Regions from separate parts of the Mus musculus genome. Here region 2 is linked to region 1. A link is a loop called in an ENCODE intact Hi-C map of the cell type or tissue named here. Cell type or tissue: gastrocnemius. All regions are shown on one strand. Links, peaks and the distances in the headings refer to the core of each region. The heading gives the core; the rest is flanking DNA.

Evidence for each region. Peaks named below come from ENCODE experiments on the same cell type or tissue, not always from the same donor. Only the 100,000 strongest peaks of a DNase experiment are listed, where the experiment ranks them.
Region 2: it touches region 1 in a loop (1.9-fold over the local background); 4 of 42 quality-filtered maps call a loop at or near these places.

The regions. Positions count from the first base shown.
Region 1 is chr13:99,062,715-99,078,524 of GRCm38, forward strand. It overlaps Gm35493 (a long non-coding RNA gene), which reads left to right and starts at 10,348. Exons shown (of 2, transcript XR_382813.1): 1 at 10,348-10,491; 2 at 10,610-11,320. 2310020H05Rik (RIKEN cDNA 2310020H05 gene) reads right to left here. Exons shown (of 6, transcript NR_045495.1): 6 at 13,814-14,086. In gastrocnemius, for the core only: no CTCF peak of the experiment used is centred there; DNase peaks (open chromatin) are centred at 7,859, 8,998 and 9,232; H3K27ac peaks cover 1,693 bases.
Region 2 is chr13:98,945,852-98,961,661 of GRCm38, forward strand. Gm35215 (a long non-coding RNA gene) reads right to left here and starts at 74. Exons shown (of 3, transcript XR_382807.2): 1 at 1-74. In gastrocnemius, for the core only: no CTCF peak of the experiment used is centred there; a DNase peak (open chromatin) is centred at 8,226; H3K27ac peaks cover 899 bases.

The sequences.
Region 1 (15,810 bases), core at 4,102-12,101:
CCTCTAGGTTTCCCTCCAGCTCTAAAAGGTGCTGGCTGCACAACCTGACACATGCTGATGGCCTGGAAGGGAGGGTGGGGTGGGGGAAGGGCTCTCTCCCCAGGTTCTCACACTGGAAGTCTGACTGGGAAATGAGTGGCTACAAGGCCTAACCCACAATTCCTAAACAAATAAAAAGCCGTCTGGACATCTCAATATGTTAGGCATAATACTCTACTCGTTAGGAAATTAATGAGGTGGGGACAATTACATCCCCACATGTTTAAGAGTCTTCATTGAAAATAAGGCTAACTAATGGCGACCTTAACCAGCAAAGGCAGAGTCCAGAAACTGCTTCATTGTAGTAACATGTGAGCCATAAATTCTAAGAAAACAGAAAGGAACCAAAAGCAAATTAGCCCCCAGTCCTTGAAGACACAAACATTGTTGCAGAAGCGGACTATGAGTCACTGGAACGTGGGTGCAGAGAAGCAGCAGCCTGTGGCATTCTGGGTATTTTGCTTCCTTTCTGCTTCATTATTCTATCTGGGTTGGTATATTTTATTATTTCCACTATTATTGAATTTTGTCAGGGCTTTGAAAAATTTTAATAGGACAAGTCCATCAGGTTGTAATTTAATTTGGGGAAAAACCAGACAACAGCATATTACTGAAACATTTTAATAAAAGAAAGATTTTTTTTTTGTGAGGGGGAGGTAGGGGATTCATAATAACCAAAGGAGAGGAGCTACATATTGCAGCTGCTAAAACACACTCTCATAGTTTACTGTGAATCTCTTAGGACTCGGGATTTTGAATTTTCTCTGTTTTCAAAAACTAATTGACAGGAAAAAATTTGTCTTAAACATTCCCATATGAAATTCTGACTCATAATTGAGTCAAAGGCTGATGTTACGATCCACTGCACAAATCAAATGTGTCCCTGTTTCAGAAACTTCGTAACACATCCATAAAACAGTAATTGGATGGGAAAATGCTGGCAAAAAATAACCATTAGCAAAATAAAGTCTGGAGAACTGAGTTGTGCAGGTAATCCAGAGAGCCGGGGCTGTGCTGTGGCCCCTGGCATCCTGACTTCAGCAGAACAATTCTGATCTCTGATGTTTCCAAATGTTTTGCCTGTGTTTGATTTTGTGTAACTACAGGATTAGGGGGAACAGCCCATTCCATAGTCCACCCTAAATACAGCTGTTCTCTGCAGTGTTGTCGTTCATAAACAAGGCGGATGGGGAAAGGAACAGAGGGAGGAAGGACAAACAGCTCTGAGAGTCAAAGCCAGAAACAGGAGAAGAGAAGTTTTAACCCTTGGATTGTTTTTAAGTCCTATTTAGAAGTCTTACATTGATTTTTGTTTCCCCGGAAGTCAGAATAGTCATAGAGCCCCTACCATATGGCCTGTGGACAGCAGCCCCTGTTCCCCACTTCAGTGGGACCTCTAGAAAAGCCAGTTTGTTCCCAGATGGCTTGTTCTCCAGCATTCTTCTCTTCCGGTTGCTCAGTCTGGAAAAGAAACGGTTCTACCAAGAATGTGGATTATCCACGTGCACATCACAATAGGGTAAAAAATCATCTCCACTACATGCAGATAAGCCAGACACCTGGGATGTCTGAGTTTCCCTCTCTGTGCGGCCATGGGCCCCTGTCCTCTGGAGTCCCCCCCCCCCCTCGTCTCTTGTGGATCTTGCTCAGAGTTCTGGATGAAGGGTATTTGTAACGGTCACTCTTCAGCCTTGAACCCACCTTTCCACCTCTTACCCCAGCTAAGCCACTGCCCGCTTTGTACATGTCTCAGAACATAATGGGGCTTTGGGATCAGACTGACCTATCGATTCTATTTTTTTCCATGATGTTTGTAGAACATGATTTTAATATTTTCAACTGTTAATATTCAACAAACAGAATAATTATTTTAAGATATATTTTGTTGCTATGTCTCCTTTTTTATTACTGATTTTAATTAATTTGGATACTGTCTCTGTGCCCTCAAGTTAGTCTGGCTAAGGGTTTATCTAACTTGTTGATTTTCTCAAAGAACCAGCTCCTGGTTTGGTTGATTCCTTGTATAGTTCTTTTTGTTTTTACTTGGTTGGTTAAGAATTGAGAGTTCATCTTGGTAGATTTTTTTCCTTTGACCAGTACGAAGTGTCCTTCCTTATCTCTTTTTTGGTAACTTTTGGTTGATTGATTTTATTTGATATTAGAATGGCTACTTCAGCTTGTTTTTTTGGTACCATTTGCTTAGAAAATTGTTTTCCAACATTTTACTCTGAGGTAGTGTCCCTTTGTCCCTGAGGTGGGTTTCCTGTATACAGCAAAATGCTGGGTCTTGTTTACATATCCAGTCTGTTAGTCTATGTCTTTTTGTTGTTGTTGTTGTTTTGTTCGTTTGTTGGTTTTTTGTTTTGTTTTGTTTTGTTTTTGTTTTTTCAAGACAGGGTTTCTCTGTATAACCCTGGCTGTCCTGGAACTCACTTTGTAGACCAGGCTGGCCTCAAACCCAGAAATCCACCTGTCTCTGCCTCTCAAGTGCTGGGATTAAAGGAGTGCACCACCACCGCCCGGCAGTCTATGTCTTTTTTGGGGGAACTGAGTCCATTGATGTTAAGAGGTATTAAGAAAAAGTAATTGTTGCTTCCTGTTATTTTTGTAGTTAGGGGTGGAATTATGTTTCTGTGGCTATCTTATTTTGGGTTTGTTGAAAGCTTACTTTCTTGCTTTTTCTAAGGTGTAGTTTCCCTCCTTGTGTTCGTGTTTTCCATTTATTATCCTTTGTAGGACTAGATTTGTGGGAAGATATTGTGTAAATTTGGTTTTATCATGGAATATCTTGTTTTCTCCATCTATGGTAATTGAGAGTTTTGCTGTGTATAGTAGTCTGGACTTGCATTTGTGTTCTCTTAGGGTCTGTATGACATCTGCCCAGGATCTTCTAGCTTTCATAGTCTCTGCTGAGAAGTCTGGTGTAATTCTGATAGGTCTGCCTTTATATGTTACTTGACCTTTTTCCCTTACTGCTTTTAATATTCTTTCTTTGTTTTGTGCATTTGGTGTTTTGATTATTATGTGGCGGGAGGAATTTCTTTTCTGGCCCAGTCTATTTGGGGTTCTGTAGGCTTCTTGTATGTTCATGGGCATCTCTTTAGGTTAGGGAAGTTTTTGTCTATAATTTTGTTGAAGATATTTACTGGCCCTTTAAGTTGGGAATCTTCACTCTCTTCTATACCTATTTTCCTTAGGTTTGGTCTTCTCATTGTGTCCTGGATTTCCTGGATGTTTTAGATTAGGCGCTTCATGCTTTTTGCATTTTCTCTGACTGTTGTGTCAATGTTTTCTATGGTATCTTCTGCATTCTTTTATCCCTTGTATTCTGTTGGTGATGCTTGCATCTATGACTCCTGATCGTTTCCCCTAGGTTTTCTAACTCCAGGGTTGTCTCCCTTTGTGATCTCTTTATTGTTTCTATTTCTTTTTTTAGGTCTTGGATGGTTTTGTTCATTTCCTTCACTTGTTTGATTATGTTTTCCTGTAATTCTTTAAGGGTTTTTAGCTGTTTACCTGTGTTCTCCTGTATTTCTTTAAGGGAGTTATTTATGTCCTTTTTAAAGTCCTCTATCACCATCATGAGAAGTGATTTTAGATCTGAATCTTACTTTTCTGGTGTGATGGTGTATCCAGGACTTGCTATGGTGAGAGAATTGGGATCTGATGATGCCAAGTAACCTTGGTTTCTGTTGCTTATGTTTTTTTTTTGTTGTTGTTGTTGTTATTGTTTTTGTTTTGTTTTGTTTTGTTTTGTTTTTTGCTTATGTTCTTATGCTTGCCTCCTGCCATCTGATTATCTCTAGTGTTACCTGTCCTCGATATATCTGACTGGAGCCTGTCCTTCCTGTGATCCTGGTTGTGTCAGAACTCCTCAGAGTTCAGTTGTCTCTGGGATCCTGTGATTCTGAGATTCTGGGTGTGTCAGAGCTCCTGGGAGTCAAGCTGCCTCTGTGACCCTGAGATCCTGGTGTGATCAAGCTCCTGGGATCCTGGGATCCTGGGATCTTGGGATCCTGTGATCCTGTGGTCCTGTGGTCCTGGACATGGTAGAGCACCTGGGAGTGGAGCTTCTTCTGGGTGTTGTGGGACTGGCTATGGAGTTCGAGCCCAAGGTCTGCTCAGGGCACCAGCTCAGACTGGAAGCAACCTGTACCACTGGTCAGGTGGAGTTCTTGGGTGCCTGGATCCCGCTGGTACCAGTTACTCCCAGTGTTTGGGCAGATGTTGTGTCCTCCTCACCACTGATCCTATGATCCTGGGCATGTTAGAGCACTTGTGAATGGAGCTTCCTCTGGGTTTTGTGGGACTGGCTGCAGAGTTCGAGCTCAAGGTCTTCACAGGGCACCGGCCCAGACAGGAAGCTGAAATATCAATTCTGACTTGGCCAGTTACTCTACATTTCTCAAAGTACACCCAGTGCTGGGTGGGCTGGGGTTGGATCTCTGCTGTCACAGAGCCCAAGAACTAGAGTGTCATTGAGGATTTGGTGGCAGCAGCCTTCTAAGAGACAAAATGTGTCATAGGCATTTTGTGGCCTGTCCGCCCCAAATCCATTTTCTCCTCTCTAGAGGGCCATGTGTTCCTAATTATCCTTACTGTTAGGCGTCACCAGTGGGTGTTATTGAAAGCCACCAAGTAGGGCTTTTTGGAAAATAATTTAAAACTGGGCTGACTGCTGGAAAACACATCCACTTGCCTCTTTGTTCTTTCTTTTGATTCTGGCTAGAGTGGAGTTAGTCACTTGTTGGAATTTTGGTAGCTATCATGGATTGTGAGGCAGTTTAGAGGCTAAAGCCTCTTGCTGAGGAAGGCAGGGCAGGCAGACATAAGGCAAAGCAGGCTTCTGGTGACTGTGGCACTTCCTATTAACTTGGGATCGGTATGGCTATGACTAATGTTTAATCTTGATTGTCAACTTGACCAGGTTTAGGAGCAGCTTGGAGACAGCTCCAGGAGTATCTGTAGTGTATTGTCCAGAGATGTTTAACTGAGGTAGGAAGACCCACCCTGGATGTGGGTGGCACCATTCCACTGACTGCAAGCCCAGAATGAATAAAAAGAAGAAAGAGAGATGAACACTAGCATTTACCTCTCTCTGCTCCCTGACCAGTGGCCTCTGGCTCTGTCCACCATGATACAAGGTACCTTTAAACTGCCAGCCAAAACAAACCCCACCTTCCTTAAGTTGATATTGTCAGGTACTTATCACAGCATCCAGAAAATCAATACAATATGGGTGAGAAGGATACAGTGAGCTTCTCCTTTAAGGCCTTTTTGGTTATATTTTCTGTCCTCTGTCAACCCTGAGCCTAACTTACACATATGGACTCATACACTTTTATTGCTGTGAAGAGACACCATGACCAAGGCAACACCCATAAAGGAAAGCATTTAATTGGGGCTGGCTTACAGTTTCAAAGGTTCAGTCCATTATCACCATGGCAGGAACCATGGCAGCATCCAGGCAGGCATGGTGCTAGAGGAGCTGAGAGTTCTACAGTTTGATCTGCAGGCAGCAAGGAGGAGACTAGAATTCCACACTTGGTGAAGCTTGAGTGTAGGATACCCCAAAGCCCGCCCCGCCCCCACAGTGAAGTACTTCTTCTAACAAAGCCAAACCTCCTACACTCTGTGGGCCAAGGATTCAAACAGGTGAGTCTGTGGGGGCCACATCTATGCAGACCACCACTGACTGCAACCATGGGAACCAGCCTATACATTCACATCTTCCAGAAGGAAGGGGCACAGTTGTTGTTGCCCTGGCTCCTGCTCTCTGAGATTTACAACTCTTGGATCATTAAGAAGACTATTTTCACTCCTTTCTTTATCTCTCCATTCAATATGGAGATAAGCCAGAAGTTCAAGAAAATAGATCCTCCTTTCTTTCATCCTTACTGTCTCAGTCTGATTTCTGTGCTACAACAAAAGACCAGAGACTTGGTACTTTGTCGAGAAAAGAGGTGCATGTAACTACAAATTGGGAAGCCAAGAAGTCTAAGATTTGGGGGGTCCCATCTTGTTGAAGCCCCCTTAGCTTCATTACAACATATAGAGAGATGGAAAAGGAACTAGCCACACACTAAAGGAAAATCATGGTGGAGGAGTTGAGCTCTCAGAACTTGCTCCTGAGAGCAAACTGGTTTCCTGTGGAATTCACACTGATGCCTTATGAAGGCCCTGCCTTCAAGGACCTAGTTTCATCCCCCTTAGACTGCAGTAAAGGTTCTGCCACCTCCCAACTCTTCTGTACTGAGGAACAGAGTTTCAGGGCATGAATCCCGGGGGACTCATTCAAACCATACTCCAAAATAGATGGTATTATTTGAAACAAAAGGACCTTAATTGATTTTTTTTTTTTTACTATTGTGTTTACTGTAATACTGGGGATGAAAGCAAAAAAAAAAAAAAAAAAAAAAAAAATCAATTGTGGGTTCTGGGATCTGAACTCAGGTCCTCAAGCGTTCTAGTCCAGTTGCTGTGATAAAACCCAAAAGCAAGCCGGAGAGGAGTGATTTATTTTATCTTACAGGTTGTGGTCCAGGGGAAGCCAAGGCAGACACTGGAAGCAGTAACCATGGAAGAAGGCTGGTTATTGCCTTGCTCCCTCCCCCTGGCTTGCTCAGTTACCTCTCTTATATAGCTCATGCCCATCTGCAGCAGGGGCCTGGGCCATCCTACATCAACTAGCAATTAAGAAAACACTAATAGACACACCTACAGGCCAATGTGATGGAGGCAATTTTTTTCATCGGAGTTTTCAGATGTGTCAAGCTGACAACAAAACTAACTAGGACGTCAGGCTTAGACAGGAAATGCACTTGCACACTTGTGTGACCTCTCCGGGCCCAGGTCTGCTGTACCTACCAGAGATGCTTACACATGGCCCATGGGATGCTTCTTGAGTCTCCAGTTCTGATTTCTAGCCTCCTGAGAAGCAACTTCTCCCATCTCTACTCTCCCTCAGCAACTGTCCTTCCCCCTCATGAAGCATACAGCGGAGTCTCAGGGCACCTCCTGAGACAGGAGATGGGTAAGGATCAGATGTGTCCGCGTCTTCTGTGGGCTTCATACGGGGGACCCTGTTGGTCCCTCCTCTCCCCTGTCATTTTGAAAAGTCCATAACATATCAAATGAGGAGGCTCAGCATTTTCTGTGCTTTCTCTCCTGGTGGGCGTTTTAAGTGGATTGCATGGGAGGGAATGACTCACGTGTGGGTCGGTAATGAAGTTTTGGAAATGAATACCTACGGAAGGATAGAGAAACTGCACGCCCGGCAGCCCTTGAGCATGCTGAGAGCTTATGCGCTGATTCTAGGGAATTACAAGAGCTCTCAATTTAGACTGATTAAAGAAGCAGGGCAGGAAAATATAATATAAAATACATGGCATAGTAATTTGCTTTTTTAAAGGCTCTGCCTCTCCTTTGCCTCCTCTGTGACAGCCGCATACCCGGATGGATGGGCATGCTCAGACATTGCGTTAGCAACACACAACAAGCTACTTCTCTCATCTCTCTGGGATCCCAAGGTGGAGTTCTGGCATAATGACTTAGGTAACGCATTTTTAACAGTAGTCCTTCAGATCTGAAGAGTGCTTTGCCTCCAGTGCATAGGCTGAAATCACTGGCCAGCGTTATGTGCTTTCTCAAAGGCTCTATGGGACCAAGCAGCATGTGTAATTCTGTGTAGCATTGTGAGAAAGTGGGCAGGATGAGAATAAGGTGTGGGCTCATTGGCTGAGGAACAAGATGGCTGGATGGTGCTGGTCCACGTCCTGTCTTTGTCCATCTGGGCTATTGCTGGCAAGGCCTTTGGCATCTGTAGGATGTCACGTGATCATAAAGCCGTTGGAGACCATGACTGCTGTGCCATATGTGTCACTTCCAGCTCTAGCTTCTGTGACAGGACTCATTCCAGTGTGCAAGACTCACCTTCCCCAGACATGCCACAGGTTGAAAAACCCGGGGCCCCCAGAGAAAGTAAAGTATTTACTTGGGGGCCACGGATTTTGCAGAGGAGAAAGCCAGACTGAATCATCCCAGTTCTAGAAACCAGAGAAATGACCCACTATGCTTTTACTTCTCAGTAGGTGTGATTTTTCAATAGTTTAAAAAAAAAAGAAATAATGAATTTTTCAAGCACTAGTCTGACCATTATGATCAGTTAAGTGTGGTAACTTCCCAACATTTAGACTGTAAGCCATTTCTCCAGAAGGGTAGGCTTGGCCCTGGTGGAAGTTCCTGGGGTAGACTTCTATGAGAGGTGTTGTGTGCGCGAGTGTGCACTGGCCTTATACCATAGTGTGGCTCAGAATGGCCTTGATACAGCAGCAGTTAGTAAATCCAGTTATGTTTTGAATGCAAAAACTCACCCACCATTCTCACATTGTTAAGAGAGGGAGGGTATATTCTGATCCAACAGTCACTTGGTCATCTTCTTGGCTAAGTAGCAGAGCAAAAAGATTGGACTTATCCAGGCAGTGGTAACGCACACCTTTAATCCCAACACTTGGGAGGCAGAGGCAGGCGGATTTCTGAGTTCGAGGCCAGCCTGGTCTACAGAGTGAGTTCTAGGACAGCCAGGGCCATACAGAGAAACCCTGTCTCTAAAGCACATAAGTAAATAAATAGGTTAGTAAGTAAGTAAGTAAGTAAATAAATAACTAAATGGTTAGATGTGTGACTACACTGAGGGAGGATGCCTTGACCAAGGGTAGCATATGTGATCAGATCCCAGCAGTCACTGCTGCTCACCATTGCTTCCCCACCCCCACCCCACCGCCCTGAGGACTCAGCATTCTTCACTGCACAACTGCTGGGGGTGTTAATTGTCAACGTCTCACAGCTTATACTGAAGACAGCTGCTGAACTGAGGTCACCGTTGGATACTACCGGCAGCCAGCGCCTGGCCCCTCACTCCACCCGGGATGACTCTGCAAGGCCAGTCAGTTCTGGAGCCCCAGTGGGACATTGACTGGGGCCTGATTATAGTTTGGCATATTCTTGTGGCTAATTCTGCTGCTCTTTCCTCTGCATACTCAATGTGTTGTTCCACTCTCCATCCCAGCAGCAGCTACCCAAGAGCCTGGCCTGCAATATGTCTTCCTTTCTCCCAATCCTGAGATAGCAGGCTCTTTAAAATCCCCACTGATCGTCTTTAATTGCTAACAGCAAGTTTCTTGGCAAGGACTTTGGGGAAAGATCTGAATATGGAGGACCAAGGGTGGCTGTTTGCCAATACTGATCCATGTGGACATATCATTTTCAAAATTGCCTTCCAGGACAAAGTCATGCAAAGGGTAAGTGAGCTGGCAGCCACAGAATGCAGAGAAAAGGATGTGGTGCTGCAAATTAAGAGGAAATCCCACCACATACCAAAGTATTTCAGCCTCCTCCCCAAGTGCTCCCATCTGTCTCATAATGAATAGCGTGTATCAGGAACTAATGGTCACAGACAGCCACATGATCTGTGTTGGGGGTGACACACAGATGCCAAGACTGCTGTCGTGCAAAGGACGTTACAGCTGGATCCTGCTGTCCGACAAAGGTGTTGGGTCTCTGTATTTTTAAGTGCAGGTTCGCAAGCAGGGGAAAAATCTAGCGAAAGCCACGTTGAATGTGCTGTAAGTTTTCTTTCAGCTTAGAGTCATCTGGGAAGAGAAAACTTCACCTGAGACACTGCCTCCACCAGGTTGTCTTATAGGCAAGCCTATGGGAGATGTTTTCTTGATTAATGATTGAAGTCTGAGGGCCTTGCCCACTGCTGGTGGTACCACCCCTCCGCGGGTGGTTCTGGGAGGTTAAAGAGAGAGAGAGAGAGAGAGAGAGAGAGAGAGAGAGAGAGAGAGAGAGAGAAAACAAACAGGAACAAACAATGGGGAGCAAGCCTGTCAGTAAGCAGTGGTCCTCCTTAGCCCCTCCTTCAATTCCTACCTCATGGTCCCTGTCTTGACTTCCCTCAGTGAGGGACTGTGATGTGTCCCTCTAAACAAAGTGTACACTAAACAAATCCTTTCCTTCCCCAGTTGCTGCTTTTGTCCTGTTACTCATCACAGCCACAGAATGCAAACTAGGACACTAGACTTCAGCAGCCGTATCACTTCTGATGGCCAGGAGGATGTTGGGTACAAGTCGTGACGAATTGGCAGAGCTCTGGGATAGAAATCTGTAACTTGATCAAACTTGCTGTAGGTATTGCCCAGTGAATTCAAAAGCCCTTGAGAACGTGAATTTTATTTTATTTTTACAAAGCGTCATGTGTTTTATACATTAACATTGAATTATGTACTCACTTCATTATAGCTTTCCTACACAGCTCTCCAGGGGATGGTGATCCACACAGCACTGTGGCGTTTCCAGCTTGCTTTTCTTCATTAAGAAGATCGTGTGAGGGATAAACCTGACATGAGGCTCGGGGACGCTCTCCGGCTACTGAAATTGGATGTTAACCAGGTCAAAAGACTCCTCCCAGCAAGACTCACTTACCAGCAGGTGTCCCATTGTGTCCCCATGTCTTCCCATTTCCATTTGCACTTAGAAAAGCTTATTAATTTTTTTTATCTTCCCTTAGGAATATCAGCTTGTAAAACATAGCGTGAGAGATGTTTGAAGGATGGCCACCCTCTGTCTGATGCCCTGGAGGAGACCAGAGAGTCCTGCTGGCAGGGAATGAACTACTGCCTCAGGAACAAATAGTGATGGAGAAGAGGCTTGTAGCTCCCATATTCTTATTTCTGTTGAAGGGAAGAATAACTTTAGGGTACCAGTTCTTAGTGAGCAGACCCTCTGAGATTAGTGCAAGGTCTTATTGCTCTTAGGTCCAATACAGCATGACTAGCCACATATCGTTTCTCAGAGCAGCTGAATTCTTTCAGGGGTGGCTCTGCTGTTATACCTCTGTATATTCTTTCTAGGCTGCAATCTGTGGCTCTGCATGCAGTAAATATCCCACAAAGTCTAATTTGGGGAGTATAGCATGTATCAGCACACTGGAGTTGGCTTGGCGTTTCTGCTTCCACTAGGAGGCCAGGAGACTCTTTTTCCTTAAGTACTTTACAATCCTTCAGAATTTTTCACTTTTCCTCTTGGAGGGAGAAAATGGAGCTGGAGACCCTCATGAGGCAGAGCTAATTTGAACTTGGAGAGAATGGGGAATTCCACGGCTTTGGAGAAAGGCACGGGGACGAGAATGCATTTCACATCAAACATTTGGATTCAAGGGGTGGTCTCCATGTGGGGCAAAACTGCAACAGCTTTTGTATGTAACTTAAAGAAAAAAAAAGAACTATTTTCCCGTTCACTGCAAGGAAGCTGCTGGATCCACGTTAGCGGTGAATTAGGCTCCATTCCCCAGCAAAGCTTTCAGGCCACAGTCAAGTACAACACTGAACAGCCCCTACACTGGCTCTGCTCGCAAGTGTGTGCTCAACTTTGGAAGCTAAAACAACTGAAATCAAAACCATATAAAAACAATGTATGGTGTGTATTTCTGTAAGAAACGTGCCCTCAAGTTCTCTATTCAATTTTAAGACCAGTGAGGTCGTAGAAATGTTTCCCAAGAAGCATCTATTTCCCAGGAACACACAGGAGACAGAGTTGGTGTTGCAACTAGTAATAGCAGTGTCTTTACATTTTCATGGTTCATCTCTTATTCAGAGAGCTCAGTGAACCACTAATACTAAACATTGTTAATGTTTTCGCTCTCTCCATTCAGACTTTATGTAGTTTTCTATCAAATTTTGGACTGCATAGCAGCAGACTGGTTTGTTGTTGTTGTTGCTGTTTTAGCTTTCAGTTACTTTTATGAAATATTTGGAGATATGTGACTTATCATGAAAAATGCTTGATTTTGGCTCACAGTTTTGAAGGCTTTGGTCCATATTTAGCTGGCTCATTGCTTTGAGCCTGTGACAAAAGGGCATATCATGGTGAAGATAGATTATAGGCTGTGGCGGGTGCATAGTGGAGCAAAACTGTTCATTTCATGGCCAGGAAGCAAAGAGCAAGAAGAAGAGATTGTGGGTCTTAAATAGTGTTTCTATTGCCTTCAAAGAGACACCACGACCATGGCAACTATTTTTATTGATTCTTTGTAAATTTTGCATTATGTACCCCAATCATAATTTTGCATTATGTCCCATCCCTCCATATCCACCCTTTACCCATGCAACCTTCCTACCTGTCTCAGTTAGGGTTGTATTGCTGTAACCAGACACCATGACCAAGGCAACTCTTAACTGGGGCTGGCTTACAGGTTCAGAGGTTCATTCCATTATCATCAAGGTGGGAACATGGGAGCATCCAGGCAGGCATGGTGCAGGAGGAGCTGAGAGTTCTACATCTTCATCTGAAGGCTGCTAGCCAAATACTGACTTCCGGGCAGCTAGGATGAGCATCTTAAAGCCCACACTTACAGTGACACACCTACTCCAACTAATACTCCTTCTAATAGTGCTACTCCATGGGCTGAGCATATACAAACCATCACACCACCAAAGAAGACAGACAGACAGACGGATGGATGGAGGGAGGGACTCACCATGGAATCTGCACTGTGTCACGGTGTGTTACACAGTATACCCTTTTGGATCACGGCATCTCTTATAAAAGAAAACATTTAATTGGGGCTGGCTTACAGTTTCAGTGGTTTAGTCTGTTATTATCATGGTGGGAAGCATAGTGTCTGTCATTCAGGAAGACATGGTGCTGGAGAAGGATCAAAGAGTTCTACAATTTGATTCACAGGCAGCAGAAGGAGACTGTGGCCACTCTGGGTGTAGCTTGAGCATGAGACTTCAAAGCCCGACCCCACAACGACACACTTCCTTTAGCAATGCCACACTTTCTAACAGCGCCACTCCCTGTGGTCAAGCATTCAAACACATTCGTCTATGAGGGCCATTACCATTCAAGCCACCACATAGGGGTTTCACAATTTCCTTCAAAGACTTGCCCAATGACCTAAAGTCCTTCCCCTTGGTGTTCAACTTTGTTGCTATTGGCCTATTGGATGGAACTCCCACTCAAGGGGCCTTGGCTTTTGAAGCTAGTGGTGGCACTGGCTTTTGTTTGTGAAGCAAAGGCTGGAAGCCTGTGGGTAAACTCTCTGTGAACTTTTTTTTTTTTAAAGCACCTTTCTATTCAGTCAGACATTATTACTTGAGCTAGAGGAAGCATCACCTGACCTTGTCCTTTGTTCTTGGTTTCATGGTAATTGCAGCTCTTGCCCCTCACTGGCAACATCAGTGAAGAGGAGACCAAAGAGCAAGGGAGATCCTATTGTCTGTGTGCTTCTTCTGGGGCTCCACTGGTGATGGGAAAGCATGGGCCTGAGTCTCACTATCTTTATTTGTAAGCAAACATTGCTCTCTTCACTCAACCTGCAGATAACCTGTGGCAAATGAAGTCATTGTAACAACTCTGTAAAAAAGGTGACGCACATTTTGCCTATGTCACCTGTTTTGTGAAGTGCCGTGAACTGTCTGCCACCTCATTTTCTGTCTCAGTTTTGGCCTCTATTTTTGCAGGCTGAGACCTGGCTCCTACTGTCTCCTAACTGAGAGTGTTTAAAATGTTCTATTTCAGCAGTCAGTTTTGAGACCTAAATCAGAGGGGCTGAACCTCGTTCCAGCGTTATAAAGAGGCCAAGAGGAAACTGCTCCCCACAAACCATCTTTAGTACAAAGACCCAGCATATCTGAAGGGCGAATGACTCAAGTTGTCTAGAAAAACTATGGTTGGTGGCGCTACCTCAGAGAGAAGGACTCTTGACCTTGGAGCTGTCGCTGACATTTATTTGGGGTCCAGGGGAAATAAACACATCTTTCATAACTTAAATATGCCCAACTCACTCTAAGCCCGTGGATAGTCACCGCACATCTGATATTCGTAACTAGCCCGTAAGACTTGGCTACTGCTTTATGCTAAGGTTGCGAGTGGTTGCTGGATTCCGTCCTGTAACAAAGATGTTGGCCATGACTGGAAATCCCTGGGAGACTGTGAAGAGCTTCCGCGGGAGGCTGGCTGCTCTTCTCTGTTTGCTTCAGGGCTGCAAAGAAGCAGATGCCAATGGCTGAGGAGTCCCGCTCTGGGCAGGGCACCAGCATAGCCCGCCCTTGTCCCGCGTGTCTTAAGCCTGATCTCCCCACTGCTGCTTTTCATCGTGGGTCCTCAATGCCCTCATTCTCACAGCACACCTTGGTTTAAAAAGCAACAACAACTATAACAACAAAAAACTCCCATAACACTCAGTCATGAGTAAAGTCATGGTTGCTTTGACTCCCAGGACCCTTGATGGATGTAGCTGTTGGGATAAGGAACATCTCTTCTTGGAACAAATCTCCTTCTGAGACATTTTATTTTGTCTTAAACGATTTTTATTTTATGTATATGAGTGTTTGTCTGCATGCTTGTATGAGCACCACGCCCAGTGTGAGAAAGCAAGATGACAGTGTCAGACCCCCTGGAGTTGAAGGCACAGAAGGTTCTGAGTTGACATTTGGTTGCTGGGAAACAAACTGAGACCTCTGCAGGAGCATTAATTGCTCTGAGTCATCTCTTCAGCCACCTCTTGAAGTGTTATTAAAATAAAAACACCTAAAATATTTTTGTTTGAAAAAAAAGTTTTTTAACCTTCGGGTAAAGACAGCAGTGTCTGGAACAGGAGAATCCATTGATAGAGTCGAAATAACCCAAAACAAAACAAAAGAGGGATGGCTATCTTCCCAATGTCTGTGATCTTCTGCAAGAGCCACGTGTCACTTTGAAACCTGATGCTGGTCCCTGAGCCATCCAAGTTAACTGCCTTTGCTTTACATAATCAGCTTGCTGATTGCAGAGCTAATAATAAATATAATTGAAAATCTCTGTGGGATTCTTTGAAGTTTGCTGGTAAATAATGTCTTGTGGAAGAATGGGAGAGTGGGTTGTCCCTGGGGTTCTTTTCAAATAATGCATATCATTTGCAAACGGATGCATATCATCAGTTATGCATTTAGGGTTACCTTGAGAAGTTCCTAGTGTTTATAAAACATAATTACCAACTCTAAATGTTGGCCAAGTAGCCATTGTCGTAACTCCTCAGTATTGGAGAGGAACTGATTGAAGCTATTTTTGTTTTGTTTTGTTTTGTTTTTTCGAGACAGGGTTTCTCTGTATAGCCCTGGCTGTCCTGGAACTCACTTTGTAGACCAGGCTGGCCTTGAACTCAGAAATCCTCCTGCCTCTGCCTCCTGAGTGCTGGGATTAAAGGCGTGCGCACCACCACGCCTGGCTTAAAGCTATATTTTTATTCTTAAATTAACATGTGACCAGATCAAAGTATTCCAATTAGTCAGTCACTGTCGGCCCACTTTACTCCTGACGTTTGAGCCTTCAGGACAGAGGGGGTTTAGCAGAAGCAGCCTCAGGCTGCACAGATTTTCATTCCAGAGCAGGTGTCTGCCTGTGGGCTAACAGTCTTTGGAAATGGTGCAGAGCTACAACAGCTTTCTGGTTTGGATTAGGAAACATATTGATTTCTGCTTTTCTCTATTATTTGTATTGTGAATGGGATTCTGTTTCCTCTCTCTCACTTAAATGCAGTGATCAGGTAAGAGAAATCAGAGCCTGTTCCATCAAAGACCTACTTCCTACACTATGATCAGAATACAAATGGTTTTATTTTTTAAAATTATATATATGTGTATATGTATACATATATGCACATATACATACATATATGTGTGTATATATACATACATGCATATGTGGGTGTGTATACATGTATATATG
Region 2 (15,810 bases), core at 3,861-11,860, 120 kb before region 1:
CGTTCTGAGTGCTCTTCAGTTGCTATGGTTGCAAGTGACCATTAGGTCAGAAGCTACACGTATTGGGCAGCTTGGACCCAAATCCTGCCTATTCTTCAGGTGTGCTGCCAAGTGACCTAGGCTCAATTACAATCTCATCGCTGTGGTTTCACTGAGTTCTTGCTGCTGATCTCATTTTATCATGCTAAGATTTGTAGACAAAGAGGCCTTTGTTTAGACTTAGGATTTGTATAAAGCCATTAGACTTTTGGGGGGGGTTAATGATGTACCATATGGTAAATAATTAGACAGAGGTCTTTGTGTAAGACAAGTAGACCTTTCATTTTGGAGGCGAGTTGCTTGGTGATTTTTCAGGAGATTAACCTACTTACTCTCCTGCTTGTTCCCCACCCCATACACACACACACACACACACACTAGCTTCTGCCCATCTCTGCACACCACCTTTGTGAGTTTTGTTTCCTATTGTTTGTTTCTGTGGAGTGGAGACAGGAGTGTGCTATAAAGCCTATGTAGAATGTGGCTTGATAACTTTCCAAGCCAAATAAGCAAGCCTTGGAGGCTAATGATGGAAGCCCAGTAGACATTGATCAATTGCTAAGAGAGGGGAGGGGACTTGGTCTGGGACCAACCATAAAAGCATCCATGAAGGCTTCTTTTTATCTGGCAATTTGGGAAGGGAGCTAGCTCCCTTTGCTTTACACATCCCAGGAGTCAGAGGTCATCAGGTTGAGGTCTGTGTGGTTTCTTCATGTCTCTAGCTCAGCATTTCTCAACGGCTGTGTGTCACAACGCCATCGAATGGCCATTTCACGGGGCTCACGCATCAGACATACTGCATATCATATATTTTCAGTATGATTCATAACAGTAGAAAAATTTACAGTTATGAAGTAGCAATGACATAGTCTTATGGTTGGAGTCACCACAACACGAGGAACTGACTTAAAGGGACGCAGCAAGAGGAGGCTGAGGACCACTGCTCTAGCTGGGGGCTACAGATTTGTTCATGTCAGCATGTCTCTTAAAAGAGTTCCTGTTTCCTTTAAGATGTAATACAGCTCAAGGGCTGTGCCTGTAGCTCAGTACTAGAGCATTTGTCTTACATTCAAGGCCTATTATTGCTAGGGGGAAAAAGAGATGTACTGTAATTTAAAATGATTAGTGCATGGCAAAAGAAAATCTGATTTGTAATAATAACACATTTGACATGTATAAATATTTAAATTAATATCTTTAGGAAAAGTCTAAAAAGTAAACAGGAAGAAAACACCAGTGAGCAGTCCTCTTCTTTAGTTGTGTGTTGAGGTCTCAGGAAAACATTCTGATACCCAGAGAATCTGTCCATGGCTTCTCTGGCTTTCGAAGCCCATTTTGTTGTTATGTGAAGAACAACACTCTTTCTCCTTTCCTACTCTGCTTTCTCTGACCTTCTAAATCAGCTATGCTTTTCCTGGGTAATCACAATTATACTGTAAATTTTTTTTTTTTAGGTCACAGGAAATGAAAAAAAAATCATCCAGAACTATATAATGGCTGTCATAAGAATTTTCCTAAAAGAGAAACTTGAGAAATGGCTTAGTGGCTAAGAGCGCCTGTTGATCTTGCAGAGGACCTATGTTGGGGCCCAGCACCCAAACTGAGTGACTTACTATGATGTGTAATTCCAGTTCCAGGAATTCAGATGTTCTCTCTGGCCTCTGCAGGCACCTATACACATATGGTGTACACAGAAACAGGCACACATGCATACATGAGCACACACACACAAAGAAAAAGACCTTTTAAGTGGTCAGGAGTAAAGAAGAAAATTGTTCCATAATAGATATTTTGTTATGTATTTGGTTTCTTTTTTTTAAGTTTTACTTATGTGCACATAGGAGGTGAGATTTCTATTCTTTAGAAATTGAGGACCCTCGGACATAGATATCTCTATATGTTGCATATACAACACTAGTAGGAAGAACAAGTGTTCTCCATCAGTGAAGCAACAGAAGGATGATTGTGTAAAATCTGTGTCCATTGAAGCTGCTCAGGGAGACATCAGATCCTTGGAGGCCTCATTCTTCCTTTGAACTCACAGAGGGACCAAGGCAGCTTTGTTTCTGCTAGAACAGCAGCTATATCTACCACTAATCTCTCTACTGTGCAACGTCATATTCCGCAGGGTAAAAGTTTAAAGTTCTTTGAAGAACAACTAATACTTTCAATAAAGACAAAAAAGAAAAAAAAATTATCTAGAAACAAAAATGACTGGCTGGGCCAGATGCAAAAGGAAAGAATGAAAGACCCACTTGAGATTGCACAGTGAACTATAGAAGACAAGGAATAATAAGGTTCACTTCCTTCTGTTGATGGGAAACACTGAAAGAATGGAATTTTGCGCAGCTCCCAAGTCCTTTCCCAGCTCTTAACTTGTAGTTGATCGATCCCTTGATCGGAAGAACAAACACTTCTCTGCAGTACAGCTTCTGGGAGTTTACTAGGTGGGGTCAGTTTACACACTGGCAGACAAAACAACCTGCCAGAGGATTACTTTAAATCCCAGAGAGCTAAGCATGGTGTCATTCAAGCATTTGGGAAACTAGGTCAGGGGGATTGTAATTTTGAGACCAACCCGGGGTTACATAGTAAAAACTAACTCAAAAAAAAATTCCCAAATATTTATTTATTTATTTATTTATTTATTTACAATGATATAGTTAATAAAGTGTGAATATTATGTAAGATTCAAGATTCTATGGATACAGGCTGCTTAATTAAAGCAAAGCCCTTAAAACCCTTCATGAGCACTGGGGAGATGGCTCAGTGGACAGGGCACTGCCACCAAGCCTCATGACCTGAGTTTGAACCCTGGATCCATGTGGTGGAGATTCAATCCTGCCAGTTGTCCTCTGACTTCCGCAGTCATATTATGACATGCAAAACCTATTTATACTGAGTGTGTACCCTCATATATACACACATACACACAATAAGTAAATTTTAAAAGATTCCTGTTTTCTACTGTGCATGATAATTAACTCAAAGTGGGTTAAAGACCTTGAAGTCCTAAAACTATAACTTCTAGAAGGAAAACACAGGGGAAATTTCCAACTGTTAGACTTGACAGGAATTTCTTGAATATGATATTCAAAGCAGCGGTAATTAATGCAAAGAGAGACAAACTAGACTACATTAGAAAAGTGAATCTCAAAAGATATAATTGAGTTAAAAGAATTAGAGAAAATGTTCACAAATCATATCTCTGATAAGAGCGATACCAATTCTATAACAATATATGTATAGCTCACACAACTCAAGTTCAAAAAAACCTCAAGTGGTCTAGTTAAAACATGGGCAAAGACTTGAGTGGCCATTTCGACTGAGTTGGCTGCAGGTGGCTAGCAAACACCAGAAGACATGGAGCATCACTAACAGAGAAATACAACTCAAACCACAGCTAGAGAGAGTCTCAGATACATGAGGATGGCAGCAGCCATTGAAAGAACATTATGCAACTGCTTTTTAATTTAGAGTTCTTTTAGAGTTAAACAAATCAAAGTTAAAAAATGAAGAAAGAAATCCAAGAGGGTGCCGGAAAAGACCCAGATAAATTAAAACCCATGCACTGTTAGTGAGATTAGACTTCTGTCTTAAGAGTTTTACCATGACCAAGGCAAGCCTTATAAAGGACAACATATATTTGGGGCTGGCTTACAGATTCAGAGGTTCCATCCCTTATCATCAGGGTGGGAGCATGGCAGTGTCCAGGCAGATGTGGTATAGGCAGAAGTGAGAGTTCTACATCTTCATCTGAATGCTGCTAGCTGGCTTCCAGGCAGCTAAGGGTCTTAAAGCCTACACCCACAGTAACACATCTACTCCAGCAAAGCCATACCTTCTAGTAGTGCTATTCTGTAGCTGTCCAGCAGCCATGGACAAACTGGGTATACCTGAAAGTGGGGCTGGAAATGAAAAAGGATGGGGTGTGAGAGAAGGATGAAGCCAAGACAAAGTTTCTGATCAAGGCTCTAAGTTTAATATTCAGCACTGTGTTTATATAGGGAGAGCCCACAGACCCCATCCTTTGTTTCAGCTGGATTGAGTTGCAAAGCAAGCTCAGGGGTTAGGTCTATTCCTCAAAGCTCCTGTAGGAAATTGCAAATGAGGTGAGGCCAGCTGACTCCAGCTAGGGCTGTTGAGAAGACTCTGAGGGTAAAGGCATTTGCTGCCATGTTTGATGCCTTGACTTTGGTCTCCAGGACACACTTGGTCTCCCTCAAGTTGTCCTCTGAACACCACACATGCACACCAAGGCATACACACACTTTTACATACACACAGTACAAATAAATAAATGCAATAATTAAAAAAAAATTATTTTCCACACTGATTGAATTGGACAAGTGGCTTAACTTTAATCTTAGGGAAATTCAAGTTACAAAAATATTACAATAAATAGAAAGCTAATTGTTGATATTCCCTTAAAATTACTTAACTATTTAAACTGTAATAAAAATGTTAAAAAATCTTAGATACTAGCTGGGTATGATAAAAACACATGTAATTCTATCACTTGGGAGGCAGAGGCAGGTGGGTCTTTTGTGTGTTCCAGACCAGTCTAATCTACATACTGAGCTCCAGGCCAGGCAGGGCTATTCAGTGAGATCTTATCTCAAAAAATTAAAAAAAAAAATTAGGTTTTGTTAAAAAAAAAAAAGCTAGGCACATTAATTATTGATGCTTTGATTTTTGTCTTAAAATAACTGCTGTACTAAATAAAGGTAGAGGCAGCAAAAGAGGAATTTTACATGCTAGTATGCAATACTGTAGAAAGCAAACACTTCAAAAGTGCTTTTGAAATATTTTAGGGGCTGCCACACACCTTCAATCTCAGTACTCAGGAGGCAGAGACAGGTGGACCTTTGGGAGTTCAAGGAATCTGGTCTATATAACAAGTTCTAAGACAGCCAGAGATACATAGAGAGAACTCATCTCAAAAAAAAAAAGAAGAAATATTTTGACAGCATAGTGCACATTAACCAGACTGCTTAAATTCCTTAGATAAAAACTTTATATAACAAATAAATAAATATTAGCATGATAATAAAAAAATCCACAGGGGAAGTTTATGAATTCTATAACAAATACACAAAATATGGATGCTCACATTCTTTTAAAAAACTTATTTAATTAATGATTTAATTTTGGAAACAGGGTCTCACTGTGTTTCCTTGACTGCCCTGGAGCGTACTAGGTAGATGAGGCTGGCCTTAAACTCACAAAGACCTGCCTAGGCTCTGCCTGTCAAGTTTATATCTTCACAGATTACTTTTAATTATGTGTAGGTGTGTATGTCTGAATGTATGTACCTTTGTGTGACGGTGCCCTAGGAGTTCAGAGGTGTCATATTCCTTGAAGCTGGAGTTACAGATGGTTGTGGACCACCTGCCATGGGTGCTGAGAACTGAACTCAGGTCCTCTGGAAGAGCAGCAAATGCCTTCTCTCCAGTCCCACTGTTCATATTCTTAGAGGAAACACTGAGGGCCATTTGGTTATATGAGGTATGAGATGAGATCTGTCAGAATTAGACATTATGGCTCCACACAGAACTTCAAATTGATCCCTGCTGGTGACCTTTCTCATGAGACATCCCACAATAGTAAGGGACAAGTTGCCAGAGTACTAAACGATGTCTAGAAAACTTTTGTGTGCTAGGTGGCACGGCAAATGGAAGTTATAAGTAAATTAAGCCAAAAAAAAAAAATACCGTAAATGTCCGGCACGGATCCTTTCGGCTTTCCTGCGTGGATTTGCATGACTTGGACCCTCAGTGGTTTATGAATGTGTACTAATATTACTGACATTTATTTTCAGCATAGGTTGAATCATTTCTCTACCCCAGTTCCTCAGTACACACAGTGGCAAAGCAAAAAGTACAATTGGACTGTGTCTTATTCAGCATAGTCCGCTTTCCTTCCTATTGATATAGAAGTACAGTTAACCGGAACACTTACTTATAAAGTAAAACGGTGTAAGCTTCTCCCCACCACTCACAAACACTGTCTTTACCTACAATGCTGAGAGTGAGAGAGAGGTGGGCAGGGGGAGGGAAGAGACCTTGAGGCCAACTGAACAGTTATCAGTCACTTCTGTCAGACATGAGAAATGGGAAGAGAGCTTCCAGAAAGAAGCCAGAGGTTCACAGAGGCTGCTGCTAACTCAGGACCATTCAGAGAATGTACGTGTATCTTTCTGGTCTTACTTTTCTCCTTTATTGTCTTGAGTAACTCACCCCTGCCCTAGCCTCCCATATTCCGCTAGCAGCAGCGAACCATGTGAGCCTCCCACACAGGGTGGCTTAAGGACCACATTTGGCCAGCCACTCGTTTTGATCAATGAAGTGTTTTATGCAATTCGCCCAAGAGCCACTAAAACGAACAAACAAAAAACCCAAACAAAAAGACAAAACCCAGCCCAGTGTCTGTGACAGCCGTTGGATACAGTAGCAGAGTCGAGAAAGGATGTATAGCCAGCATACCGTGTTAGTGTCTTGTTCTTCATAAAGTTTCCTGATGCGCAGTTATCACCATAGCTCTATAATTCTGCCCTTCCAGCTTATTTAAAATGTTTATAGTACATCAATTGTGTCCATCAATGTATTTACATTTAACCAAAACCAAAACCAACTTTGTAGAGTATTCTCTTAATTAGTGATTCATGGGGCAGGGTCCAGCCCATTGTAGCTGGTGCTATCCCTGAGTACCTGGTGGTCTTGGGTTCTACAAGAAAGCCATAAGTCAGTCTGGCAGTTTCTCAGAAAATTGGACATAGTACTACCGGAGGATCCCGCAATACCTCTCCTGGGCATATATCCAGAAGATGTCCTAACCGGTAAGAAGAACACATGCTCCACTATGTTCATAGCAGCCTTGTTTATAATAGCCAGAAGCTGAAAAGAACCCAGATGCCCCTCAACAGAGGAATGGATACAGAAAATGTGGTACATTTACACAATGGAATACTACTCAGCTATTAAAAAAATGAATTTATGAAATTCCTAGGCAAATGGATGGACCTGGAGGGTATCATCCTGAGTGAAGTAACCCAATCACAAAGGAACTCGCACAATATGTACTCACTGATAAGTGGATATTAGCCCAGAAACTTAGGATACCCAAGATATAAGATACAACTTGCCAAACGCATGAAATTCAAGAAGAACAAAGACCAAAGTGTGGACACTTTACCCTTTCTTAGAAATGGGAACAAAACACCCATGGAAGGAGTTACAGAGACAAAATTTGGAGCTGTGACGAAAGGATGGACCATCTAGTGATTGCCATATGCAGGGATCCATCCCATAATCAGCTTCCAAATGCTGACACCATTGCATACACTAGCAAGATTTTGCTGAAAGGACCCAGATATAGCTCTCTCTTGTGAGACTATGCCGGGGCCTAGCAAACACAGAAGTGGATGATCACAGTCAGCTATTGGATGGGCCACACGGCCCCCAATGGAGGAGCTAGAGAAATTACCCAAGAGCTAAAGGGAACTGCAACCCTATAGGTGGAACAACAATATGAACTAACCAGTACCCGGGAGCTCTTGTCTTTAGCTGCATATGTATCAAAAGATGGCCTAGTCGGCCATCACTGCAAAGAGAGGCCCATTGGACTTGCAAACTTTATATGCCCCAGTACAGGGGAACGCCAGGGCCAAAAAGGGGGAGTGGGTGGGTAGGGGATTGGGGGGGTGGGTATGGGGGACCTTTGGGATAGCATTGAAAATGTAAACGAGGAAAATTCCTAATTAAAAAAAAAAAGTGTAATATAGAAAACAAAACAACAACAAAAAAAAGAGAGATAACATCACTGTTTACTTTTGGATACTAGAGAAAAAAAAAAAAAGAAAGCCATAAGTCAGTGTGTGGAGCATTTTCTTGGATTAATGATTGGTGTGGGAAAGAAAGCACAGCCCAGTTTGAGTGATCAACCATGGCGGGCAATCTAGTAGCAGCACTCCTCCATAGCCTCTGCTTCTGTGTCTGCAGGTTCCTGCCTTCAGCTCCTGCTCTGGCTTCTCATAGAGATAGACTGTGAGCTGGGATGAGTAAGCCACAATAAACCCTTTCCTCTCCAAGTTGCTGGTGGTGATGGTGTTTATCACAGTAATAGAAAGCAGAGAGAACACATGGAGAGAGCTTTAAATACATTAGCTCAGTAATGGAAGACTTCCAGCAACCCGCGGCTACTGGCATTTCTCAGATGTCTGGGCAACACTCAGATTTGAAGTTATTAGCCTTAGCTCGTTGGTTCTGCTCATTGGCATATTTGCCTTCAGATCTGTTCTTTTCTCTTTCCCTGTTCGGCTCCATCTCACAGTGAAGAGTTTCCTTCAGGTACAATGTCCCTGACTCTTCTTTCAGCCAGCTTCCAGATCGCTCTGTCTGCTGTGGTAAAGGATGGAAGACCCCATATTTCTCTCCTTTTTACATCTGGGGGTGGCAGCTGTGTTTCCTTCACCATCCTGGAGTCCATTGGATGTGTCTTTTCTCTTGCTGATAGAGCTGTGATACTGTGCGTAAGGGATTGTCTCACAACCCTGTTTGGAGTCTCAGTTTTTGCTTTACTTATATTAGCCCCCCCCTCCCCCACTCCCTCACCCCCACCCTCTTGAAACATCTCAGTTGCTTTAGAATTTCCTGGACCACAGCTAGAAAGCAACAAAATCAGAAATTGGACAGGAAAGAGCAGAAAGACTTAAGGTTTAGTTTTAGGTTTGCCCCTTGAACTGGACTCAATGGTTGTCTGAAGCAAGACTCTCGAGACTTGGTCCTTAGTCAATCTAAACAACTGGGTGCCCCAGCACCCTCAACCTTGTGCTGAAGGCCGGGAATATTGCTGAAGAGTTACTAGTCTGTGGTCCACACTGAAGGCTAAAAGACACACAGTCTGATACACCAGTAAAGGATGTAGCAGTGGCGTTAGCCATGACAAATGTGTTCACCATCAAGGAGTGGAGTCAGGAAGGCAAAGACAGTGGGAGAGACTGTTTTTGACTAGGGCATCTTTGGGTCTGCTCTCCCACTGGGAGGTATTGTCAGCACTGGGTAGAGGGGCTTCTCTTGGTTAATTTTTCCCAGAAATGCTCTCACAGAACCCCATCAAGCTGACAGTCATGATTAACCATCACTACAAAAACAAACAAACAAACAAACAAACACATAAAAACAAAACAGGAGTGGGCTGAAGAGCTGACTCAGTTTTGCTAAGTAGCCGATGAAATTATCTTCAAGGATCACCCTCACCGTGCTCAACTAGAACCTCTATAATCTTGGGCCTGTAAAAATCATTTAGTGTGTTTAAAAAATCATGCCTTCTCCTTTTCTCTCATGTAAGAATTTAAAAGGACTTTAAAAGTGAAAGTGTAAAGCCTTTGGTTAAAAAAAGAAGAAGAAGAAAGTACTGAGAAAGGAAGCTCTTTCAATGACTCCTCAGACATTTTCTCACAATGACCGTGTGTGCCCTTGGACTTCATAATTGTTTACTGATAGTCTGATGTCTGTGTCCCAGTAGTTCCCGTCCTGGCAGACACCAGAGTTAGTGTTTGTGTGGCCATGAGTCATAGGGATGTCTGCATGCAGGGTTTCCCTCTTCCCAACGCTGAGGCCACACCTGCTCTGGCGTCTCCACTCCCTGCTGCAAATCCGAGCCCAGGTTCAAGCCCAGCAGTCTTGGTCAGTATATGAAAGGAACATTATGAATGAAAAAAAGAAATTAAAAAGAAAGGGGGAGAGAGGGGGGGGAGAGGGGAGAGGGGAGACGGGAGAGGGGAGGAAAGGGGTTGTTCCTAAATATGGTGGAGGAGAAAGTTCATTACAGATATAAGGGAGACACAGCTAGAGGCAGACACATCTGAGTGAGTTCAGAATGCTCATAACCCTGAACCACGTGGGGAGCCAAATACAGCAGCCAGGAGGCCAAAGGTACAAAAGGAGGGGCAGGTAACCATAGAGTCTGGATGACTTAGGGAAGAGCCGCTGGGGGAGGGGAAGCCCAGCCCGTGGATTGAAGAGTCCAGAGTAGAGAGCAGGGTATGCCAGCCACTGATAGAGACTGAGGGGTGCTGGGAGGATCTGGAGGCCAGTTCCCCCTTCACATGTTAAATAGGCACCTCTGCCATTTGTCCTGGGTCTGAAACTTAACACGTTATGTCTACCCCGGCAGCCTTTACGGTAAATATTGTTAATTGCGCTTCTCCTCAGGTGAGATGTTTCAGCCAGACTCCAAGCTGAGAGGTCCCTTTTCCTCTCACGTCTTCATGGTTTCCTTGTCTTTCTTTTCTCTGTACTCTTGTGTATGTTTGAGATTTCCATAACAAAGAATGTTCCAAATGTACCACTGAAAAATAATACAATATATTTCACACCCACATTTAGAATCTTGAAAATATGCTGAAGAGAGTGTGGGTGCCTCAAGTAGCTGCCTTGAGTTTCCTCAGTGTGCTTAGAAGGTTCAAGAGAGGACACCAGAGCTTTGAGGAGATAGTCATTTGTGCACCGCAGTACCCAGGATGTTGAGGAAGGAGAATTGCAAGTTTAGGGCCAGCCTGGATTACATACATAGCAAGACTATTTCAAAACAGAAAAAGATCCTCTTTTGGGTTTTTTTTTTTTTTTTTTTTTTTTTTTTTTTTTTTTTTGATACTTGCCCTTATCACACAAAGCTTCGTATAACACCATTTCTGGAAGATTCTTAGTAAGCAAAATGTTAATTGCATCCTTGGACATCCTGCAAAACAACTGTGCTCATTGATATGGGTCCCGTGGCACTGCTCAGGGATTTGCTGACGCCCCTGATTTGTAGACTTCCAGGAAGTCACTAAGTCTCAGCTGTGGAGGTTCCTTCTGTTAGAGGACTCACATTTTATTATAATTTTATAAGGGAAACAAACACACTTTTTATGCAGTTTTAAGTGCACATGTGAGAATGTGTATGTATGCAAGATCAGAAGTGAGCCTTAGGTTCACACCCCCAGGATACTGTTCATTTTGTTTTCTGAGACAGGCTCAATCACTTACCTGGAACTCACCAGTTAGGCTAGACTGGCTAGGCAGGGAGCACCAGGGATCTGACCCCTTCCCCATTGCCCAGTGTTAAACGTCCACTTTTTTTTTTTTTTTTTAACATAGGCTCTGGGCATCAAATGAAGATCTCATGTTTTCAAAGGCAGTTACTTTACAGATAGAACTATGTCCCCAGACTCCCTATTTTCTTGTAATTCATATTTCTCTAATTATCACTTTTTAAAAAAGGACAAAGTCTTACTCTATGGACCAGGCTTGCCTTCATAGGTAGCAGAGGCTGGCCATGAATCTGCCTCAGGAGCCACCACACCCAGGTTTATCACAGTTTATGTTTGATTCACAGTCCATCCAGGCCAACATACTGTAATTAGTCAGTGTTACTCTTTCAACATATAATTGCTCCACACACAAACACACTCTCTCTTTTTCTTTGCGATTTATTTGTCAAAGAAACAGGACCATTTGTCCTGTGCAATTACTGATGGTCTGAGTGTTCACCTCTCGAATCCACTTGGGTTCTGAATGTTGCATCCTCCCACAGGTTCATACGTTGAAATGTTGTAGTTTGTTTATGTGTCACACCGGGGATCAGACTCAGAGCCCCTGCACGATGGATAAGCTCTTTACCACTGAGTTGCACACACTCCCAGCCTCTATGTTGATCCTCTCATCCCTTAAAAGACAGAACTTGGAAATGAGGTCTTTGAGGAGTGCTTACATCAAAGAGACAGAGCCTTCTTGAATAGGATTGGTTCCTTATAAAAGGGACCCCTGAGAGACACTTCCATCTCCTTCCCCTTGTGAGGACAGACACGGTAAAGATGGCTGTGCATGAACCAGTCAGCAGACCTTTTCCCGGCTCTATACGTGTGCTGGTGTCTTGACCTTGAACTCCTAAACCTCTAAATCCGAGGAATGCTTTTCTCCGTACTTTACTCTAAGCAGCACACTTACTGGATTTTGCTGGAGAAGTCTGCGTGGCTAAGCTAGACCCTTGTGACAGTGTGATCAGCACGTGCTTGTTCTGTGTTTCTGTAACTTGTTCCTGTATTTCTGTACGATTGGGACATTTATCTTTGGTTGTTTGGCATGTGGTGACTTCTAATGTGATACTTCAACCTGAACATAATAATGTTTATAAGATGGTTATATTTAGGTCATAGAGTTATTTATTAGCTGGGTGGTTCCTGAAAAGATAAACTTCCCTGCACAAAATATAGTGGTCTGAGAAATTGTTTGGGTAAAAATGTTGAGACATACTTGAATCTCTTTATCTACCAGTCTTTGAAATAATGAATTATTTCCCTAGTATCTTGCAGATATGAATGTTAAAGGACTTCTATTTAGATATGTTAAAATTGATACAATGGGCCAGGGTCACTGGCAGGCCGTCTGAACTAGCAAAGTCTGGTCTGAGATAAGCAGGGGGATGGAGATGCATGCCAAATCAGGTGTTGTGGTAGCCATAGCAACCATGGTAAAGACAGTCTACTGTTTTCTTATTGAAAAAAGTAACTGGTTGGGAGGGGAGGCTAAAGACAGTGAGAGGGAGGGCAGAGTGAAGACTCCTTCATTCAATGATCTTTGCAGTTCTGCTGTTGTTTGGAAATAGTGATGGAAGCAAGTCTCCCGAGTCTTAAGGAATCAGGGTACATGTTTTATAACCAGGGTATGCATTTATTACAATACATTGGTCCTTTGGTGTAATATACATCAGGACCACTCTGATAATGGCCCGCTGCAATGCATTTGGTGAAAGTACTTGCACATAAAATCATCTCAGTGAACTCCCTTTCAGCTGGACTATGACACACTATGCTGAAAGGATACAGAAGTCAGAAGCTATGGTTCTACTCCATCAAATATATGACTGTGACTTTTTTCTTTTCCTTTCTTTTCTTTTCTTTTGTTTTGTTTTATTGGATATTTTCTTTATTTACATCTCAAATGTTATCCCCTTTCCCAGTTTCCCTTCTGGAAACCCCCTATCCCACCATCCCTCCCCTTCTTCTATGAGGGTGCTCATCCACCCTCCTACCACTCCTGCTTCCTTGTCCTGGCATTCCCCTACACTGGGGCATCAAGCCTTCCCAGGACCAAGGGCTGTTCCTCCCATTGATGTCTAACAAGGCCATCCTTTGCTACATATGTGGCCGGAGCCATGGGTCCCTCCACATGTACTCTTTGGTTGGTGGTTTAGTTCCTGGGAGCTCGGGTGAAAGATCCTGAGAGAGAAGAGTTAAAAATTATGTAAGCCCCTAGACTTGTGTCCAAAATAGACCCCACTAATGGCAGGGAGTGAAAGTTTAACTCGCCCCATTGTTCCAGGTTGTACTAACCACAAAGTAGAAGTTTAACTTGTTCCATTGTTTTAGGAAATGTTCGTACAGAATACTCCAATCGTTCCTTGAACCCATTGTGCTTGCCAAATGCTATAGCCTATGCCAGGTGTTTGCAGTTTCTGCCTTTATAAGCCCCTTACCCTTTGAGCTGGGGGTCAACTCCTCTACCCCTGTGTGGGATACGAGTCATCCTCAGTACACTGGCTTTTCCCGATTAAACCTCTTGCTGTTTGCATCAAGGCCGGTCTCTCGTGAGTTCTTGGGCATCGCATAATCCTGGGGCTTGAGTGAGGGTCCCTCCTGGTTCAGGGGACTTTCAGGGAGCAGGGGGGATGTCTGGTTGGTTGATATTGTTGTCCTTCCTATGGGTAGCAAACCCCTTCAGCTCCTTTGGTCCTTTCTCTAACTCCTCTTTTGGGAACCCTGTGCTCAGGCCAATGGTTGGCTGTGAGCATCTGCCTCTGTATTTGCTAGGCTCTGGCTGAGCTTCTCTCAGAAGACAGCTATATCAGGCTCCTGTCAGCAAGCACTTCTTGGCATCCACGATAGTGTCTAGGTTTGGTGTCTGTGTATGGGATGGATCCCCAGGTGGGGCAGTCTCTGGATGGCCTTTCTTTCGGTCTCTGCTCCATACTTTGTCTCTGTATTTCCTCCCTTGAGTATTTTGTTTCCCCTTCTAAGAAGGACCAAAACATCCTCAATTTGGTCTTCCTTCTTCTTGAGCGTCACATGGTCTGCAAATTATATCTTGGGTATTCCAAGCTTTTGGGTTAATATCCACTTATCAGTGAGTGCATACCATGTGTGTTCTTTTGTGACTGGGTTACCTCACTCAAGATGATATATTCTAGTTCCATCCAGTTGACTAAGAATTTCATGAATTCATTGTTTTTAATATCTGAGTAGTACTCCATTATATAAATGTACCACATTTTCTGTATCCATTCCTCTGTTGAAGGACATCTGGGTTGTTTCCAGCTTCTGACTAAAAGTTGCTATGAACATAGTGGAACATGTGTCCTTGTTATATGTTGGAGAATCTTTTGGGTATATGCACCCAGGCGTGGTATAGCTGGGTCCTCAGGTAGTACTATGTCCAATTTTCTGAGGAACCACCAGACTGATTTCCACAGTGGTTGTACCAGCTTGCAATCCCATCAGTAATGGAGGAGTGTTCCTCTTTCTCCACATCCTCGCCAGCATCTGCTTTCAACTGAGTTTTTTATCTTAGCCATTCTGACTGGTGTGAGGTAGAATCTCAGGATTGTTTTAATTTACATTTCCCTGATGACTAAGGATGTTGAACATTTCTTTAGGTGCTTCTCAGTCATTTGGTATTCCTCAGTTGAGAATTCTTTGTTTAGCTCTGTACCCCATTTTTAAATAGGGTCATTTGGTTCTCTGGAGTCTAACTTCTTGAGTTCTTTATGTATATTAGATATTAGCCCTCTATGGGATGTAAGGTTAGTAAACATCTTTTCCCAATCTGTTGGTTGCTGTTTTTTCCTATTGACAGTGTCCTTTGCCTTACAGAAGCTTGACTGTGACTTTTGTAGCCAATCAGAAGGGATGAAGGAGGAGTTTCCTTTAGAATATAATAATGTCCAAGAAATACAATAATAAGTCATGAAAACTTAATAGAAAAGTTGACTTGGATCAGGGCCATGAGGAAGTGTTTCAGTTCTGTTGTGAAGTACTTTGCCGTTTCCTTTCAGTATGTGGCTCTTGACTAAGAATTCACCAAATTCACTCGTTAGTTGAGAGGCCAGAGGGAAGGTTGTCCCTACAGAGGGGTACAGGTGACCTAGTGACTGCGTAGGTATCTCAGAGAGACTCAGTTGCTCAAGGCTGTTCTATATGAATCAGTTTTACAAGCAAGATATCTATCTACCTGTTTGATTTATGGTTTGGTAGATGTGGGTCTAAGTTGAGCACTTTAAAACATGGAGAAGACATCTCTCACAGAGTTTCATTATTTAGAATGGAAGTCTATGTCAACTCCACACAAAGGGCCCAGACGGAACATTATCTAGAGGAGAAAAGGAGGGGTTGGCTCCTTTTTCTTCATCTCTGCCTGGGTGACTCAGGGCATCTCATGTCATCTTTTTTGGCCTCATATTAAGACTTCCCTGGTTCTCAGGTCTTCAGACTTGGCCTGGAATTACATCATCATTGTTTGTGGAGCTTGCATGAGGCTGACTGGGGGTTGTTTTAGCCTCTAAGGTAGTGCCAGCTGATGTTAGATAATAAATCGCTCTTATTATATATACATGTGTGTGTGTATACACACTTGCACATACATATACGTGTATATATATATACACATACACTTGCACATACATATGTACATATATACGTTTTTAAAAACAAGGCCAGCCTACATGTTGTCTTTT